Linked DNA regions of Homo sapiens: region 2 is linked to region 1. A link is a contact called in ENCODE Hi-C data. All regions are on one chromosome and are shown on one strand. The core of a region is the stretch at or near the end of the contact, and the rest is flanking DNA. Distances in the headings are between cores, read along the strand shown. Region 1 holds the start of CNNM2 (cyclin and CBS domain divalent metal cation transport mediator 2). Region 2 holds the start of STN1 (STN1 subunit of CST complex).

Region 1 (6,911 bases), core at 2,184-4,683:
AAAGACTTTCAGGGGCATTTCCAAACATCCCAATATATCTTTCTGTATTACAGATATTACTGCAAAATGAAAGAAGTTAGATGCTCTAATTAACAACTTAGTGGTGAAAGAATGACACCCCCAAAAGAAGCTATGTCACCTAGAGATACTGGACATTTTCTTTTTACTATTTAAGAAACCAGAAGAACCTCCTTCTGCTTTTAAATGCAAATTTACCAATCTTCAAAGCACATTCTGCCCTGTTCCTTTACATAAAACTTACTACAATGTGATCCTGTTCTAGAGAGGACATCATTCAACCAGAAAAATGGCATTAGGACAACCATACACTCTTTGAGTATGTTCAGATCATCACATCCAGTGAGCTGTCACCAGGTACATATCACCTTTTTCAGAGGAGAGACTACTACCAGTGATCAAAATTCTATTTGAAGAAGGGAAACTTGGTTTTGAGGACTATCAGGTCACGAAAGGTTACATACACATTTCAATACCTGCACATGCCCTAGCATCTTAATAATTCAAAAACTCAGCATCCCTTGGTTTTCAAATAACACTATTTACTGGAAACATTCAGAACTTCAATAATAATAGTACAAGTTGCTATTTACCTGTTCATTATATGGTCAAACGAACAAATATAAATGATGTACTGTATAAGCATCTTGGAACGGTGAGAGTTGACGGAGACATACTTCAACTTAATGTATCGGATGATCAAGGTGGAAAAAAAGAACACGTTAAACTGAAAGAGTCAAGAAATAAATAAGCCCCAATAGAGGGATTCATCCCACTGTTAAAGGTTCAAGCTTTCTGCCAAAATCACACTTGGTTTGGGCAACTGTAACTGTTGTCAGATAAATGTAAACAAATAGTGAAGAAGGCTACGGGACATACAGCCTCTTCACAAAAGGCTGGCTAACCTCTAATCTTTCCAAGTTACATATTAATAACTTTAATTTAAAACAACAACAACAACTCTTTTCTAGCTAAGAGAAGTCACATCCAAAATGGGTGATTTTTTTTGGCGATACTTAGTTTACCCCACCCCTTACCCTCAAAGGCAGACCTCAATCTTCCCCACAAGTTGCCAGGCAAGCAGGAACAGAAGCTATAGAAAATGTACTTCGATCTTTGAAAGGCCAGTGTGGATGTTTAAGGAGGAGAAAAAGGACTGCACTGGGTTTACAAAAGCTAGTTACATGTTTTCCAAATGCCTGTGATTAAAGTCCACCAAATGGCATGGCATCAGCCAGCCCCTACCTTCACCTACTCACTGAGAACCCAGACAATGAAGGCGGCAGACCCCTCAAGAACAGAGGCCCACACACGGGACCAAAAAAAAAAAAATAAATAAGTGTCATGCACAGAAATTACACAGCCTGCTTTTTGATAATGGGAAAAAGTAAGTGATGGCAGTCTTGTGCTTTAAAATAACCTAGTAGCACTTACTAGTTCAATCCATCCCCAAATCCACGCCACCCTTTCAACTTTGCAATTAAGAGGGAGAAGGAGAAATCCCGGTCAACTCGCCTTGGGGGGTTGGTCTGAGGGTAGAGGACTCAAGTAGGGAGGAGGATGGAGAGAGAAAGAGCAAGCCAATGAAAGAGACCAAAATTTCCCACCTTTCTTAAATTCTTCCAGCATAGCGTCCAACTTGGTGTCATTGAAAACAAAGTGCAAGGGGTGGTTATAAAATTTGGTGATGGTTTTCAGGGGGGTACAGTCATCGGGATCCACGAAGGCCAAGTCTTTGACAAACAGCAGGTCCACGATATTGGAGCGCTCCCCTTCAAACACTGGAATGCGGGTGTAGCCGCTCTCCATGATCTCAGACATGGTGTTGAAGTCCAGGATGGCTTCGCCGGTGATCATGAAGCAGTCCCGGAGTGGGGTCATCACGTCCTCCACCGTCTTGGTGCGGAGCTCCAGCGCCCCTTGGATGATGTTCAGCTCCTCCTTAACGAGGTCGTTGTAGGGATCGGTGACCCGGAGCATCTCCAGCAGTTTTTCCCGGTTATAGACGGTGCCTATCTCCTGGCCCAGGACGCAGTCCAGCAGCTTGCTGACCGGGTAGGAAGCGGGGAAGGTCATCATCATGAAAAACTTGGTGAGGAAGATGGTGTTGGCCCCCACAGCCAGGCCATGCCGGGAGCAGATGGCCTGGGGCACGATCTCTCCGAAGATGACGATACCGATGGTGGAGACTACCACGGCCACGAGGCCCGAGCCGGCGATGTCGTCGAGCAGGATGGTGAGCGTGGTGTTGACCAGCACGTTGCCCAGCAGCAGTGAGCACAGCAGGTAGTTGCCCTGCCTGCGCACCGGCTCGATGCGCTTGGCGTAATTCTTCTCCTTCTCCGTGCCGCAGTTCTGCACGATGCGCAGCTCCATCGGGTCCAGGGCCATGAGCCCCAGGTTGAGGCCGCTGAACATGCCCGACAGGCACAGCAGCAGCGAAATGAAGATCACCTGCAGCCAGAAGGGCAGCAGGAACTTCTTCTCTTCGCCTACGATCATCTTGGTGTCCTCGCCGTCGTGGTAAATCCAGGTGGTCTCGGCCCACGGGGGCGGCGGGAGCCCGGCCACCCCCGAGCCACCCTTGCCCCCGACGGCGCCACCCGTGGACCCCGAGCCGCCGGCGCCCAGGGCGGGCGTGGAGAGCGACGTGCACAGGTAATAGGACTTGCTCTTCTCCATCTTGCGTAGCGGTTTGATCTCGATCTCGATGATGCCCGAGGTGCGGCGGTTGAGAATGATGTGGGGCAAGATGATGATGTCTGAGGTGCGGATGCCGCATCGCTGGGGGCCGCTGTCCGGCTCTGGCGGCGCGGGGCCCCCCAGCCCGCGCTCCCCCGGGCTGTGGCGCCGCCGCTCGTGCTCGGTGAAGGCGATGCGGGACCACGTCTCGTTATTGATGTTCTGCCCGTACACCCGCAGCTTGACCCGGGTCCGTTCGCTCACCCGCAGCGCCCCCCCTTCCATGAACGACACGTCGTTCGTGTCCTCCAGTCGCAGCCCGATGATCACCGTCTCCTCATTCTCGCCCACCGCTGCGCAGCCGCCCGCACCGCAGCAGCAGCTCAGCAGGAGCAGCGGCAGCAGCCGCCCCGCAGCCGCCTGCAGGATCCCCCGGCCGCGAGCGCTGAGGCTGCGGCGCGCCGCCATCTTCCAAGTGGGCAGTGCGGCGGCTGCCTGCCCGCCCGCCATCTTTACTTTGGGTTCACAAGCGCCACAGCCAATCATAGGGTGGCTGCTCCAGCTGCGGCTTCATCCTTTCAACCCGGCGGCGCGAGCGCAGGTACCGGCCCCTGGGCGAGACTGCAACGGAGCGTCCGCGGCCAGTGCTCAGCAGTTCGCCTCCCTGACTGACACTGACTCCACCTCAGCCAGCTGAGGAACCCCGAGGCTCGCGGGAGGGAAAGAGGGAGGGAGAGGAGCGCCGGCTGCTCCCGCGAGAGGCAGGCCGACCAGCCAATCACAAGCGGGTGCCCGCCCTCCCAGCCAGGGGGCTGGAATGGGGGCGTGACCGTGTGCCGCTCCGCGGACCAATGGCAAGGTAAGTGGGTGGGGCGACGAGAGCCACCGTCCCCGTCTGCACGCCAAGTTTCCAACTGAAAGGCGCGTGACTCTTGTGTATGTGCGAGGGGAGGGGGCGTGGCCATCTGGGACTCGAGAGCCAGTCAAAGATGAGAGCTGAAGAAAAAGGGGCGTGGCATCCGTCCTGCTGCCAATGGGAAGGAGCCGTCCCTGGGGCCCGCGCTCCCCAGGGGCCCCTGTAGTAGATCCCGGAGCCTGGACCGGCCAGGTTTGGACTAAAGCCCTGCGGCGCAAGGCGGCAGGTTCCCGGTGCACCGGTTACTGGCTCTCCAGTTCTCAATTCGTAGGCACAAAGCCGCGCGCCCTCCTGCCCCGGAAGCCCGAGAAGCCAACTAGAGGCGGCTTGGGATGCACACAGCCTAAAAAGCCGGGGCACCGGCCGCTGTCCCCAACTCCACCTGCGCGGCGCTCCGCCGGGGTAAGCGGCGTCGGTGGCCCCGGCACAGCTGCGGACCAGCAGTCCTCGCGCCTCGAGACTCCTAGGGTACGGGCTCTCTGCGGCTCGCGATCACGTGGCGCCACCTGCGGGCAGCATGAGCGCCCTGCAACGCTTTCCAGGTCGGCGGCGTACCCCAAAAGGTGTGCAGAAGTTACGGATGGAGCGGTCAGGGGGACAGTTCCCCAAATTTCCTAGTCATAGAACCCCTACATATTATTGCTAGGAGTATATACTTCCTAGACCTTTTCCCATATTTACAGAGTGGGAAGGGCCCCGAATCTGTATTCCCAGCAGGAATTCAGGCAAGTTAAGGAAATGGGAGGGGGCAAGCATCCTAAACAGACCCACAGAGGCTCATTCTTAATCACACTGACCAAACTCTGCTAGGGTCTTAGGTCACTCAAGAGCAAAAAGTTCTGGAAACCTAGCTCCCCAGTACTCCCAACGTCACCTGGAGGTGACGAGGTAGCAGAGTAGCTGCCAAATTGGTCTTTTCCTTGAAACTTAAAACATTCAGGCCGGGCGTTGGTGGCTCACGCTTGTAATCCCAGTACTTTGGGAGGCCGAGGCGGGCGGAGCATGAGGTCAGGAGATCGTAGACCACGGTGAAACCCCGTCTCTACTAAAAATACAAAAAATTAACCGGGCATGGTGGCGGGCGCCTGTAGTCCCAGCTACTCGGAGAGGCTGAGGCAGGAGAATGGCGTGAACCCGGGAGGCGGAGCTTGCAGTGAGCCGAGATCGCGCCACTGCACTCCAGCCTGGGTGACACAGGGAGACTCCGTATCAAAAAAAAAAAAAGAAAAAAAAGAAACTTAAAACATTCAAAATGTTTAATGTTTCTCTACCTCTTTTGTATTCTACAAGCACATCCCGCGCCCCCCTACCACCGCTTTTGTAAATGCATCAAACGTCTCTGATTAATTTCTGGTATGAGTAATTTCTGGAATGATTGCAGTGGCCTCCTAACTGATCTTTCCTCTTCGATACCTGTTCCTTTCCCTTCTCAACCCAGCAGCAAGTGATCTTGTCCATGAGATTCTGTTGCTCCCTTGGCTGAAACGCCTCCATTGGCTTCCCATCTCATCCTAGAGAAAGCCAAAGGACCTACAACATCCTACTAGGCTCGAAGGTCTGCTACCTCCCGTTACTTCTCGGACCTCATTACCTGCTGCTCTCCTAGTGGAAGGAGACTGATAATAAGCCAAATTAATTTCTCTCCAAACTGTTTCTCCATCACTCCAGGGATTTTCCCTTGCGAGCCTTTGCACTTACTGTTTGTTTCCTGGGCTTGGGACTTTCTTCCCCCAGATGTCAGCATAGCCTTGTTGTTCACCTCCTTTAGTGCTTTGCTCAAAAGCCATCTGATTTTAAACTTGCGGAAAACACTCCCTCTATGCCGCGTCTACTTTATTTTTCTTGAAAGCAAAGATCACTTTCTAATACACTATGTAAATTATTGATTTGGTTTGTTATCTGTCTTCTTCCACTAGAACTTAAGCTCCCTGAGGGCAGAAAGTGTGTCTGTTTGTTCACTGCTGTATCACAGGGGCCTAGAAGAATAGTAGATATATAGATAGATAGATGTATATTATATACATATATATTTTATATATATATATATATATATATATATATATATTTCTTTTTTTTTTTTGAGAGAGAGAGATGGAGTCTCATTCTGGCACCCAGGCTGGAGTGCAGTGGTGCGATCTCGGCTCACTGCAACCTCTGCCTCCTAGGTTCAAAGGATTCTCTCTTGCCTCAGCTTCCCAAGTAGCTGGGACTACAGGCATGCACCACTTCGCCCAGCTAATTTTTGTATTTTTAGTAGAGACGAGATTTCACTATATGTTGGCTAGGCTGGTCTCAAACTCCGGACCTCAGGTGATCCACCCATTTGGGCCTCCCAAAGTGCCTGGATTACAGGCATGAGCCACCACACCTGGCCCTAGATATTCTTTATTCTTTTTTTAAAACAAACAAACAAAACAGGGTCTCGCTCTGTCATCCAGGCTGGAGTGCAGTGGCACAATCATGGCTCACTGCAGTCTCCACTTCCTGGGCTCAGCCTCCCAAGTAGCTGGGACTACCGGCACATGCCACCACATCTGCCTAATTTTTTTTTTAATTTTTAGTAGAGACAGGGTTTCGCCATGTTCCCAGGCTGGTCTCAAACTTCTTGCCTCAAGAGATCCTCCTTACTTGGCCTCCCAAAGTGCTGGGATTACATGTATGAGCCACCAGGCCTGGCCAATGATAGATATTCAAAACAATATATGTAGAATGTTAAATAAATGAAAGTATTTATTCTGATTATTTTAAACAATGTCCTGAGTCTAGTTTCCAGCCCTTCCATTTCTGATGCTGCTTCCCCTACCTCAAGTCTCATACTGCTATATTTGAAAAGTAAGTTCAGATGAAGAAAACCACCCACAGGCTCAGGCTTGGCATGCATTTATAAGAATGGCATTATGGAAGTTTCCCAAGAAAAAAATGATTTTTAAGGATATTTGGCAAAGGTTAAGGATAGACATGATCCTTCTAACTCAGTGGATTGAAAATAAACCATTTTAACTTCATAAAAAGTGGAAATACTACAAATGTTTTTAAGGGAGCTAAGAGAGAAGACAGGCTCTCAAATGCTGAAAGTACATGTGTGGAATAGGAGTGAAGTCGGGGGAGGAGGAGCTTGCCAACCCTACAGACATTTCCTGTGCATTTCAGAGAAAGCTACAACAGGACAATGTGACATTCAGCAATTTAGAAGCAAGTTAGAAATTCAGGACTTCATAGAAGAAAAGGTCAGAAAGGACACCCAGACAACTTACAATATTAAAAAAAAAAAAAAACTCAAATTCACACAGAGGGT
Region 2 (6,911 bases), core at 2,085-4,584, 1.0 Mb before region 1:
ATCTCACTTAATGAGGTCCCTCAATTTACCTCCTGTAACTCATACAGTAATTATCCATGCTACTCCTTTCATATTGAATCACAATTTAGCCTCTTACTTTGTTATTTAATATATTACAGGCATCACCCTTTTTGCTCCAGTGGCATAATTACTGCTCCTCCACAGCCCAGTGCCAAAGCACACAGAGAAAGCTCAAGATATGCTGAATGACTGAAGATGTCCCCGCCCCCCACCTGCCATCCCTGGGGTTATAATAGTAGCCTAAGAAAAATGTTGAGAGGTTGTCTTTATTATGGCAAAGATAAGCACAGTCAGACTTTAGTTAAAACAGTGAAAACACTTTACTGAATAACTATTGACAGTAGGGGAAAGAGCTGAGTTCCCTTCAGATTTATAGAGAGGTCACCGGGCTTTTTAAAGAGAAAATGAATTGGGGGACAGTGGGGCAGGGAAGAATTGCAGGTGCCTAAGAAGAGTCTGCGAAGTGAAAAAATTACAAAAAATGAGAAGAGAGGGGACCAGTCCCTGTGAGACCCATCTAGGCTTGCTAACTGGTGCTTATTGGAGTTAGGCTCCTACCCTCCAACAAAGGCTAGGAGACAAGGCCTTGCCTTCAGGTATTGGCTGGAACAAACAGTAAATTATTCTTCTTCTTTTTTTTTTTAATTATACTTTAAGTTCTAGGGTACATGTGCACAACGTGCAGGTTTGTTACTTTTGGCAGTCTTGAGTTTTCTCAGGCAGGCACTTTAAAGGGATCTAGGGTCATTCTAGGAATGTAGCCTTGAGCTGTTTGAAACTATGTAGCATTTGTTCATGTCTTTATAGGCCAAGGTTGAGGACAAATTGGGAAGAGGACTCAAGGAGACTGATTAGAGTTTGGTCAAAGAGAGAATCTTTTGTCAACTGTAAACTTCAAACAGAAAATCTAACCCACTTTGCAAGTGGACAAACTCAATTCCACCTGTAAAGGTGTAAAACATGTTTAAAACATGATAGTTTGAGTTTGAGGTATGAGATATCCAGTTCAATCCCCTCATTTTCCAGAAGAACTTGTTAAAACCTTAACTTTCTAGAAAGAATTGTCTATTCTGTCACAAATGCTTCAAAACCAAGTTCACAAGTTTCACATTGAGAAGCTATAAGAATGGGTTCCTAGCATTACATCTTAACTGCTGGGTTTTGAAATATCTGCTTTGCAGTGTTGCAGAATTCCAGAGGAGCCCTGCAGTGTTGAGGATTTTAGGAGTCCCTTCATACACGTCCAGGCGGTGGCTTGGGGAACCTGAAATCTGTGTTGATGGAGACTAAAGGGAAGAGGATCCTCCCAAATTCCTCTAAATGCTTCTGCAGTCTGGAAATTCTTTTCTACATTTCACCTTAGGTTTCAGTTACAACCTACTCCTTCAGGTTTGGGGCTCAGATCAAAAGGAACACCCTTAGACTCCAAGGAGTCCTCCCTTCATTGTAAAAGATGACATTGGGACATTCTGCTCTGCTTATACCACCTGGGTGTGGTCCTTCCCAAGGCTGGCAGTAAGCATGGAGTCCAGGAGGGCTCTTTTATCCAACACTCTACCCTTGAGCGCCATGAGCATTATTCCTGAAATCATCTCAGGCTCTGACACTTAGTAGTGATTTCCTCCTTTGGGTTTCACCCTGGAGCAGATGTGTACAGTCAGGAAAATGTCACTCAACCTGTCTCTCCCCATCTGACAGGTCAGCAGGAAGCACCTGTCCTACTGGGTGTGTTTTCTTTGCAAGGGCCTTCCTCCTATAAGAGAAGGTATCTTCTCTCTCTCTCTTTTTTTTTTTTTTTTTTTAATTGAGGCAGAGTCTCACACTGTCACCCAGGCTGGAGTGCAATGGCCCGATCTCAGCTCACTGCAACCGCTGTCTCCCAGGTTCATGCGATTCTCCTGCCTCAGCCTCCCGAGTAGCTGGGATTACAGGCGCACGCCACCACATTTGGCTATTTTTGTATTTTTAGTAGAGAGGGGGTTGGTTTCCGTATATTGGCCTGCCTGGTCTTGAACTCCTGACCTCGTGATCTGCCCGCCTCGGCCTCACAAAATGTTGGGATTACAGGTGTGAGCCACCGCGCCCAGCCAGTGTCTTCTCTTAATTAAATCTTAAACCCTACATTTCCTAGTGTTCATTGCAGTAGAATCTGGGCAATGTATTTTACCAAGGACTCTTGTTTTTGAGCTTCTTAAATGGCCGGGGAGGTAATTAAATGCCATGGGTCTAATGACACACACACTTTCCATTCCAGCGGCTCCAAGTTCCTTCTCTGATAAATAGTTTAGCAATTATCTCTTTGGCCACCACCTGCCTCCCCCGGGAATGGTCTGCCAGGGTGATCTGTACTCCCCTGCCATTTTCCAGAGTCTCTGTAAATTAGGAAGAATTCCTGACGTCTCGGGTAACGTAGCTCTTTATGGGAGTGGAACGTGGCTATCTTTCCTCACTTTAAAATAGAAATTCTGGAGACTAAGCACCATCAAGGTGGCCATGATTTACCAAAATGCCAGCTTTTCAAAGTTCTTAAGTGTACAACCTTCCAGACTGTAGACCGAACAAGGGTAAAGGAGACAAAATGTATTGTCATGATTTTGCACGGCTAGTCTCTGGCAGAGTCAAGACCTCACATTCACTCGAGGGCTCAAATTTAGATATTGACATCTCCAAGTGAAACTAGAGTCCTAAGTGTGTGAGTCAGGTCACTTACCAACTGTAAATGAACATTTAAAATATGCCACAATGCACTCGTGGCACTGCTTACTTTTTATCTGTTTTACATATCAGGAATCAAAAAGAAAAATAGTCTGATCCTGACCCAACCTCTAGGAGGCCCAGGTTCAGGGTCCCGCCACCAGCAGGAGGAGGGGTGAAAGGTGACTAGAAGAGCGGCGTTAGAACTGCAGGAATTTCAAGGTCGCCTCCTAGGCCTCAGCGGTGGAGGCTAGCACGAAGGCGGGGCTGCAGCGCTGCCTGAACCAAAAGTACGCTGCGCTGAGGCGGGGCACGGAACGGGCTGGACTTCGGCTGGATGGGGCCTAGCGGATGGTTGGGCCGCGGCGGGATGGGGCGGGGCTTCGGGCGGGATGGGGCGGGGCTTCGGGCAGGATGGGGCGTGGCCGCGGCGGGATGGGTGGGGTCTGGGTGGGATGAGGCGGGACTTCGGGAGAGATGGGGCGGAGCCGTGGCGAGGCGCTGCAGCAGAAAGGAAATGCGCTGGCGGGGAGACCGGGGTTGGTCCCTGGCGGGGCAGGGGGCGGGCTCAGGCCGGAACTCCAGAGACGACCTCAGCCAACTGCTCCTGCGCCGGGCGGGGTCGTCGCCGCCAGCGGCTCCGAGCGCCGGAAGGGCCAGGTCTCAGGGCTCCTGGAGCTGCAGGCGGCGGGAGGGGCTACAAGTGGGTCCATTTTTTAGTATCTTTTTTCCTCCTTTTCTTGGCTCATCCCCAAAAGCGGAAAGTTTAGGGCAGAGCGACAGTCAGACCCATCCACTATGCCCCAACACGTGCAGGGCTGCGAGGGCGCCCGTTCCTCCCGGGACCCCAAGCGGTTTCTGCTACGCCTGTACAGACGTATCTTCCCAGAGTGAAAGTTGATGTTTAGCCGTTCCGAAGTTGGTGCTTTGTGGGAAGGAGAACAGCGGGAGAGCCGTAAGGAACGCAGGCGTCCTGACGTGAGGAACGCCTCTTAACACGCCCCGTGGCATGGAGTTTGACAGGGCCCTGGATCCCTGCGTTCACCCCTCCTGGAGTCCTGGACGCCCACCTGGGAGCAGCGTCAGGGCCGTGCCACTTTGACCCACGTTAAACGCATTGCATCCTCATTTCTGTGTCCCATCTAGATGCTTGACTCAGTGATGCAGAACCTTTCAGAGTTAGCTGGAAGCCACAGCCCTGCCTCTTGATGCAGCCTGGATCCAGCCGGTGTGAAGAGGAGACCCCTTCCCTCTTGTGGGGTTTGGATCCTGTGTTTCTAGCCTTTGCAAAACTCTACATCAGGGATATCCTGGACATGAAGGAGTCCCGCCAGGTGCCAGGTATGTGGCTAGCCACCCTGGGATGCCCTGGGCTGCATCTGCCACCCTTTCCCAAAGTCTCAGAAAGCTGGGATTAGAGGCTTTTAGGAGAGCCTTCCCTGCTGCAGGCTTTGAAAGGGACCTAGCCTGGACCTTCGCATGAGTTCATTTATTTGCAAGGTAAAAAAAACAGTCTAAATCTTTTTTTTTTTTTTTTTTTTTTTAGTAGGTGTTTGGGGGAGTAACTTTTGTACTGGGGTTTTTACCTCCATTTAGGGTCTTTCATGCTTAAAAATGCTCATTTGTTTTTCTTTGGCCCTGCTCCTGTTGGAGAGATCGCTGGGCCAGATATTCCTAGGCCTGGCTCCTTTCCTAAATGTGCCACTTACCTGGTCCGGGCATGTGACTCACCTTCTGCAAAGTCTGGGTTTCTTTGTAAAAATGGAGCTTAACCCTGTGTAATGGAATCTTTTGATTCCTGATATGTAAAGGGGGTTTGTTTTCTTTTGAATTAAGCAGAATCAAAATATTATAAACTCCCTGAGAGGAAGAACATCATCTGTCTTGTTCACCTTTGTAATCCCAGGGCTTAGAACAGTGCCTGGCATATAGTGGGCCCTCAAATAGAAATAGCAGTTGAAGCAACAAGGCATTATACATGTAAAGTTTAAATTTTCTTTTTTTTTTTTTGTATTAGAATAGTGGCTACTAGAGATAGGCTTATCTTACCTAAAAATATAACAAGTATAGTTTGGGGTGGATTTAAATAATTCACGTAGCTGTGTAATAATTCACAAATAGCCACATGTTTACTGTGCTATTTGAGAAGTTTGGTTAAACTTTCTTTGCTATTTTGAGTGAAGCTTTCCAGTCAAGGTCCTTCTGAATAACAAACTATGAGTTAGAAGTAGTCAAGAATCTCAAGCATCCACAGTTTTAATGAGATAAGGTTTTGTTTGTTTCCAGTTAAATGTACAAATATATTTGGATGACCTTATGCTAATGCCTTTTGTACAGATTTTTCGCCACACCTTTATTTCCTAATTATTGTTGGAAATGGTCTGTGTTTTCCCTTGGAAGGCAGCCAACCTCCTCCACAGTTTTCCATTTTCCAGTCTGGTTTTCTTCATAGCTCATCTCTTCAGGAAGAAATTAATTCACACCAAATTCTAGCCTTGCTTAATGATCTTCTGCAGGTGAGAAAACAGGTACCAAGGACATGACAGGGGCTTAACTCTACCTGTAGGCAAAAGACTTTATGATGTGTTAAAAACAAACCAACAAAAACAGGACCAGTGATCTTTGATTTATCACTGGTGAGAATGTTTCCAAGGTGTTTTAAAAATGAAACCTCACGGTTAAAGCAGACATCAGCTGACAGATTGGATACTTTTAGACCTGGGGCCCCCAACCCCTGGGACCACAGACCACTACTGGTACATGGCCATTAGGAACTGGGCCACACAGCAGGAAGTGAGTGGTTGGCCAGTGAGCATTACTGCCTGAGCCCCACATCCTGTCACATCAGCAGCGGCATTACATTCTTTTAGGAGCGCAAACCTTATTGTGAACTGCACGTGTGAGGGATCTAGTTGCACACTCCTTAGGATAATCTAATGCCTCATGATCTGAGGTGGAACAGTTTCATCCCCAAACCGTTCCCCCAACCCCCATCCCCGGAAAAATTGTCTTCTACAAAACCGGTGTCAAAAAGGTTGGGGACCACTGCTTTAGACTATACCATAGTGTTCTGGGGGGTGGGGAATTCCACTCCTAGGTTTTTGTTTTGTTGTTGTGTTTGGTTCCATTTACTATAAAGGCAAAACTTTTGACTACATAAAATTTAGGATTGTTTAAACAGCAAAGAATATCTTAAACAAAATAACAAAGACAAACCCCAAAAATGATAAAATATGAAATGAATGTGTTGTGTGATAAAGAATTTCACTGACCTTTGCCCTTGGTTCCTGCAGGGTAACATCTAAATTATTATAGTTTCCTGAGTGATAGGAGCGTCATCATTATTCATGGTGCCCTCTCGAACCACACTTGAATTTATGCGAATCAGGTGGTTCATGCTGGATCCCTAGATAGTTTGGGGTGGGGCTGTCTATGCCTAAAAGACCAACTGTTCAATTAGAGAGTTGGGGGTTTTGAGCCAGATCATATCAGTCTGACCCTTTGGGAAGGGAGTGGGGCTGGAGATTGAGTTCAGTTATGTGGCCAATCATTCAGTTAATTGTGCCTACCTTATGAGACCTCAGTAAAAACTCTGGACACTGAGGGTCAGATGAGCTTCCCTAGTTGATAATCATGTGTTGGTGTGTCAGGGGGCAAGGTGTCAAGGACACAGAAGCTTTGTGTTTGTGCCCTCCCAGACCCTGCCTTAGCATCTCTTCATTTGGCTGGCCCTGATTTGGATCCTTCATGGATAAAACTATAATCATAAGTATAGCACCTTCCTGAGTCCTGTGAGTCATTCTAGCAAATTATCAAACCTGAGGGAGTGTTGGGGACCCCCAAATTTATAACCAGTTGGTCAGAAGTGCAGTTGGCCTGAGGACTCTCACAAAACTTGGGACTCATGACTCAAATGAGGGCAGTATTGTTGGGGACTGTGCCCTTCACCTGTGAAATTTAACCTATCTTTGAGTAGTTAGCATCAGAATTGCATTGCAAAATGATTGCAAAACGTCAGCTCCTCAAAATTTGAATTTAGAGTTGAACTAAGAAAAATACTGTGAAATTTGATTGTGGTGGTATTTAGATTTGTGTGGGTTCTTTTTGTTTTGTTTTGTTTTTGGGTTTTTTTTGCATTAAAAAAAAAGTATCCCAGGTACAGTGGCTCATGCCTGTAATCCCAGCACTTTGGGAGG

The links. Hi-C counts contacts between places; a loop is a spot of excess contacts on that map. Pooled maps may share reads with other maps.
Region 2: a loop to region 1 is called in a map of naive thymus-derived CD4-positive, alpha-beta T cell, with 9 times the contacts of the local background. The contact joins the promoter of STN1 here to the promoter of CNNM2 in region 1. A Hi-C loop is called at or near these places in 1 of 168 maps with a recorded cell type or tissue (naive thymus-derived CD4-positive, alpha-beta T cell), 1 of 37 single-sample maps with no recorded cell type and 11 of 50 pooled maps.

The regions. Positions count from the first base shown.
Region 1 is chr10:102,914,816-102,921,726 of GRCh38, reverse strand. CNNM2 (cyclin and CBS domain divalent metal cation transport mediator 2) reads right to left here and starts at 3,433. Exons shown (of 8, transcript NM_017649.5): 1 at 1,626-3,433. The coding sequence starts at 3,246. LOC107984265 (a long non-coding RNA gene) reads left to right here and starts at 3,392. Exons shown (of 3, transcript NR_160733.1): 1 at 3,392-3,559. RefSeq lists silencers at 2,758-2,847, 3,458-3,637 and enhancers at 3,107-3,793, 3,794-4,480.
Region 2 is chr10:103,914,607-103,921,517 of GRCh38, reverse strand. STN1 (STN1 subunit of CST complex) reads left to right here and starts at 3,334. Exons shown (of 10, transcript NM_024928.5): 1 at 3,334-3,418; 2 at 3,862-4,056. The coding sequence starts at 3,924. RefSeq lists a silencer at 3,023-3,372 and enhancers at 3,113-3,407, 3,038-3,683, 3,543-3,872.